Regions from separate parts of the Homo sapiens genome. Here region 1 is linked to region 2. Evidence: chromatin contacts called from ENCODE Hi-C or POLR2A ChIA-PET data. All regions are on one chromosome and are shown on one strand. The core of a region is the stretch at or near the end of the contact, and the rest is flanking DNA. Distances in the headings are between cores, read along the strand shown. Region 1 holds the start of ZBTB7C-AS1 (ZBTB7C antisense RNA 1). Region 2 holds the start of CTIF (cap binding complex dependent translation initiation factor).

Region 1 (2,700 bases), core at 189-2,688, 380 kb before region 2:
GAGGGCTGGGAGTGGGAGAGTCCAGGGAAAGAGCTGGTGCCTCCCTTTGGCTAACCGATCCCTTGGAAGAGCCAGCTCAGAGAGGGGAGGAAGGGAGGGCGGGTCAGGAGACAGGGTGGGGCCGGGATGAGAGGAAACTGTAAAACCAACGGGGCGGATTCACGAAAAATTCCCGAGCGTGGTGAGGGTAGAGGGTGCTGGGCAGCACCCCAGTTCGCCGGGCCCACGCTCCTCCAGTTGCCCGGCCTGTTCAGACTGGTTCGCCCACCTTTCTCTCCCTGCCGGCCCCACTCGCCTGACCTCTGAGAAAGCAGAATCCGGGACATGAAGCAACCACAGCCGCTCCGCCCGGCCACAAGCGCCCCGGACTCCGTGCCTGCCCGCAGCCCCCTTCCTGCAGCGTTCACTCGGCTGCCCGGCCCGGCCCGGCCCGGGCGCCCCGCCCCAGCCCCGCCCCGCTCCGGAGGCCCCTCCTCTATCCCCGCCCCTTCCCGGGCGCCCCGCCCTCTCCCTCCACTCTGCGCCCCCGCGGCCTCTCTCTCCTCCTGCGGGAGCCATCGCCCTCCTCCCGGGCGCCCCTCCCCGCGGCCGCAGCCTGTTTCCCGGGCCTCTCCTCCGCATTCTCACATCGCTCCAGCTCGACCTCCCCACCCGCCCGCCTCCCCGGGAGGCCGCGGCCCGGCGCGGCACCGCCCCTGCCCACGGTTACCCGGTTACCGCCTGAGAGGCCGGCGCCTGCCCGGGCGGGCGGGACCCGCACTGACCCCGCAGGGGGCGAGGCGGGGCTGAGAGGGGCGAACGCAGAGCCAGACCCCCCGCCGCCGCAGGCCGCCCACCTCCAGGCAGGGCTTCGTGCCAGACCCGGCTGTAGTTATCAGCTGGGTGGAGGGCAGTGCCAGCTGCAGGCGTCCCCGAGGCGCAAACACCACCCCTGGCCCCAGCCTCCTTCCCTGCAGCCTTCTACCTTCTACCGGAAACAGAGCCACGGGGAGCTAAAGGAGGATCCAGCAACAGTGGAGGCAGGGACTCCACCTCAGAGGCAGGGCCGCACTGAAGCCCAGCTCACCTACCTGCTGGGTGACCTTGGGCAAGTGACTTCTCTATGCCTCAGTTGTTGCATCTGTAAAATTGAGATAGTAATAGTATTCACCTCACTGAGTGCTGCGGTTTGGTGCCTGGCACATAATAGGGACTTCATAGACAGTTGTTACTATTATTACCTCTTCCCCCACATTTGGGGTTTGGCAGAGGGATGTATTGGCTACATGGTCATTAAGGATCTGTTAAGCACCTCCTATGCACGAGGGAGATCACATGGTATGGTCCAAGAGTCTTGGAGTTAGATGTGGGGTTGAATCCTGGCCCTGTCACTTCATAGCTGTGTGTGACCTTGTAAAATTCTGTCTCCTCTCTGAGCTGAAGTTCCCCCACAGGAAAATAGGGACCGTAATGCCCATCTTCCGGGGCCAATGCTGGATTCAATGAGATAATGTACAGGGAGTGCCCAGGGCAGTTCTCAGCACACAATAGTGCCTCTCAGTAAATAAGAGACGCAGGATGGAGAGGACAGGCTCAGTTTCTGCTACAGAAGAGCTCTGGGCAGGTAAGACCTATGGGAGAAAAATGTCACTGAGGAGGATGAACGTTCATGCTCAGCATGCAGTCAGTAGGAAGGGCTGAGGGAGGGCAGGCCCTCCTGTCTAGGAGAATGAAACTGCTAAGGGTGGGATGTCAGGCACTGGTGGGGGATGTTTCCGAATGGGGCCCGTTGGTCCTCAGTGAAGCGGCAGCTACTGGGCCTGAGAAGGGATGTAGGGGCGCTGGAATGACTGATGTCAGCATCTGCTTTATTGGAGAGGCCCCAAAGATGGCTTGGCCATCTCTCTCCCATCCTGACAGGAGAAAAGAATGAAAAGGACAGTTGGAAAATGAGCCCTGAGCAAAATCTCCCCCCTTTATAATAACTGTGAATGTGGCTGGGCATGAGCATGGCCCTGGACAGTGGCTGTGTGACTCTGAAGCTGGGTTCCCTCATCTGTAAAATAGTGGGCTGGTCAGATGCTTTCTAGGCCCCTGAGCTCCTCCCTTCTTGAAAGCAACATTTGCTCTGATCCGTAGCAATGTGGGGGAGAAGCCACTCCTGGAGAGTGCAGGGCCCATCTTCAATCCCATCACCCATTCCATGAACTGGCTGGGAGCCCTCTTGGATGAAATGGAAATGGAGTGGGGCTTAACAGTGGGACAGGCTCCCCAAAGTAGCTCAGGAAGACCAGCTGTCCCACTGATTGTGTGATTCTGACAGCTGGAATCAGCCTTTCAAGCAGATGTCCAGCCCTCTTACAGACAAAGAAAGCCCAGAGAAGTGAAAGGACTTGCCCAAATTCATGTGTCTCTTGAGAGGCAGAGCTGCCTTTCAATCCACTGCACCATATTGCTTCAATTAGTTTCATTAAGAGGGACAACAAAAAAACCAGTAAGCTAGTGACCAAGGCCATCCAAAGTCTCTTTGAGTCCATTTCACGAATGCAAAATGGAAATGCCTTAGCTTCACTACCAGATAAGAAAGTGCTTTGGGAAGTGAGAAGAACACTCCAAACAGCCCAGGAGCTGCCATAAGCACTGTCTGGAGCTGGAGGGGGTTAACTAGGTGGACAGTTGGCGGAGGCTCCTGCCAGGTCAGAGGGGATTTGCCTTTGTGAT
Region 2 (2,700 bases), core at 1-2,500:
AAAAAAAAAAAATTGGCCAGGTGTGGTGGCGGGCGCCTGAAGTCCCAGCTACTTGGGAGGCTGAGGCAGGAGAATGGCATGAACCAGGGAGGCAGAGCTTGCAGTGAGCCAAGATCACGCCACTGCACTCCAGCCAGGGCAACAAAGAGAGACTCAGTCTCCAAAAAAAAAAAAAAAGAAAAAAAAACTTAGAAATTCTTTGCTCAAGTATCACTTCCTCCAGGAAGTCTTCCTGACCCTCTCCCAGACCCCACCCACCCTCCATCCAGTTGGCTGCTCCAGGTTGTGTGGTGGGGGGAATTTCACAGCACTTTGTGTTAAGCGCTGACTTATCCCTTGTATAATACTTTCATTGACTGTAGTCCCTAATACTGGACTGAGCTCCTTGAGCGCAGAGACTGTGAGTCTTACCTGTTTTGGCATTCCTAGACACACCTGGTCTGTGGAAAGTGCTCACTAAATGTGAATATAAACTAATGAATAAATGGGTTTCTACAGCAGTTTATACTGCATCACACAGTTCCTCTAATGAATTTCTAGCCCCCTTCCCTGTTGGGGCATACAGTATTTTATTCAGTATTTCTCCTGAAGGCCTCTCTGTGCCAAGCTCAGTTTTAACCAAAACATTGGTGATCTGGTTAAGTCATTACTGAATTATCCACTACGTTGAATTCTCCCAACCACCCCGTCCCAGCCCTTAGCTTGGCCGAAGGAAAATTAATTGGTTGCAAAGTGCGTATCTAATTACAACAGCCAGCCCCCGACACAGAGATGCTCAAATGTTAATTATAACATATGCATCTCAATAACCGACGGTGGCATTTAGTGCAGCATTAATCACGCCACTTGGGCCCCCCAGTGCATACACAAAGCTCCTTTTCATCTGCCATTAGCACAGACTTTGCACTTTCGGCACGGACGTTCTCATCCTTAAAGCCTTTCGGACTCTAAAACCAACGTTTCCCTGTAAGCCTGGACTGCGCCTAAGCCCCCAGTTCTCCCACCGCAGAGGCCCCCACCCAGGGCTGCGCCAGCGCCGTGGGGTCGCTGGGCGGCGGGTTTTGGCGTCGCTAGACTGGGCTGTCTTGGCAGCTAAGGCGACATCCCGAGCGTCCTGGGGCCACCCTGCTCTCCAGGGCCCGCCATCCTGGAAAAGAAAGGCGAACTACATTACCCAGCAGGCCTCCAGCCGCCCTCTTTCCTTTCAAGTCTTTGCACGTGGCCGGAGGGGAGGGCGGGGCCTGAACGTCACTCTCCTACATTCTCTTTCCCTGTGTCAGATCAGGGATCATTTTTTTTCCTTCCTCTACTCCCTCCCCCCTACCCGCCCCTCCCTCCCTGTTTCCCTTCCCTCCCTCCCTCCCCTCTCTGCTGGGTCTGTGCGCTGGGGCGCCCGATCCCCTCCGCAGCTGGGACGCTCCGAACTCGAGGCAGGAGTCGGCTCTCCGGAGCCTCGTCCCTCCCTTCCCCTTCCCTGCCCCCTTCCCCCACCCCCGACTCGGGCTTGGCGCGGCGGCCAGAGGAACCCCGAGGTGAGCATCTCCTCGCCCGTCCTCCTCTTATAGTCATCTCAGCTTGCTGATCGATTCGGGGACCCGGGAGGAGGGCTGCGTGACGTGGGCGTGCTTATAGATAAATCCGGGAAAACCGCCCCAAACAATCAGCCCCCTTCCCCCCATCCCTGCTCCTGGGCCAGCGGGGTGTCCGCACCCATCTACCATCCCCTCCTCCCCCTCGGTGGGGAACTGCACTCCACAGTGTCGCCCCCTCCCTGGGTTTGTCCCATTCCCTGCCGGGTTCCCCGCCCCGCGGGGTGTCGTGGCCCTGGAGCTCCGGCGCCAAGGGGGGCTCTTGGGGGACGCACGGCTGGAGCCCGGCTCGCTTTGGAGCTGCGCGGTGTAGCCGCTGTCATGTGCCGGGTTCCGACCTGGGAGGAGGAAAAGAGCGAGCGCGATTCCTCTCCCTTTTGTTTTGAAGCCCGCATTTGCTGCATCGAGCAGTTGGTTTAGTATCAGCCAAACTTGCAGCTGTTCAGACCGCGCTCCGCCGAGGTAGGGAGCCCGTCTCGGGGTGGCGTTTGGGGGCCGGGGGCTGCGGCACTCGGGGCTGCGGGAGGGACCCCGAGAGTGTGTCGCCACGCCGCCCCTCCCTTCCCCGGTGACTGATTGTGTCTGTGGCAGCGGGCGTGTGTGAGTGTGCGCGCCCGTCCCCGCGGGCTCGGGGATGTCTGTGGATGGCTGTCGTCTAGACAGGGCGCAGCCCCCTCCCTGCGTCCCCGGTGAGCCCGCGGGCCGCGGGGGGAGCGGGGGATGGGAGCAGAGGAAGAAACCAAATCGGTGGACCCGTTGCGGTCTCCCCTTTGGTTATTCCCAACGGTTGTGGTTCTGTTGGCTTTTTTTATTATTCCTGTCGCTGCGGTGCAATCGGGCCTGGGGAATAGATACGCCCGGCGGAGAGGGGTTCACTTGACAGGCTCTGAAAAGCCACCTCTGGGTGGCGAGTGACCCGAGAGGCCGTGGGGTGGGCTCCGGCTCGGGTTCATCAGGACGACGAGCAGGTAACTGTCCCGGGCGCCGGTCATGGGGGAGGGCGGGCGGGGGGGCGATGGCTTGGGCTGCGGCGAAGGTCTGGGGCCTCGGAGGGCCGCGTGCCGGTGCCTGGATGTGGCCGGAGGGGGCGTCCGGGACACCGCGCGCCTGA

What was found. A loop is a pair of places that touch in the nucleus more often than their neighbours do. ChIA-PET counts read pairs that join two places held with the same protein, here RNA polymerase II (POLR2A). Pooled maps may share reads with other maps.
Region 1: a loop to region 2 is called in a map of sigmoid colon, with 5 times the contacts of the local background. The contact joins the promoter of ZBTB7C-AS1 here to the promoter of CTIF in region 2. A Hi-C loop is called at or near these places in 4 of 168 maps with a recorded cell type or tissue (CD8-positive, alpha-beta T cell, ascending aorta, gastrocnemius medialis and 1 more) and 14 of 50 pooled maps. POLR2A ChIA-PET finds 5 or more read pairs at or near these places in 1 of 52 experiments (WTC11).

The regions. Positions count from the first base shown.
Region 1 is chr18:48,161,278-48,163,977 of GRCh38, forward strand. ZBTB7C-AS1 (ZBTB7C antisense RNA 1) reads left to right here and starts at 1,439. Exons shown (of 5, transcript XR_001753437.2): 1 at 1,439-1,603. All of the region lies in intron 3 of ZBTB7C (zinc finger and BTB domain containing 7C), which reads right to left. RefSeq lists a silencer at 359-558.
Region 2 is chr18:48,537,781-48,540,480 of GRCh38, forward strand. It overlaps CTIF (cap binding complex dependent translation initiation factor), which reads left to right and starts at 1,251. Exons shown (of 12, transcript NM_014772.3): 1 at 1,251-1,532. RefSeq lists silencers at 1,357-1,436, 1,937-2,296.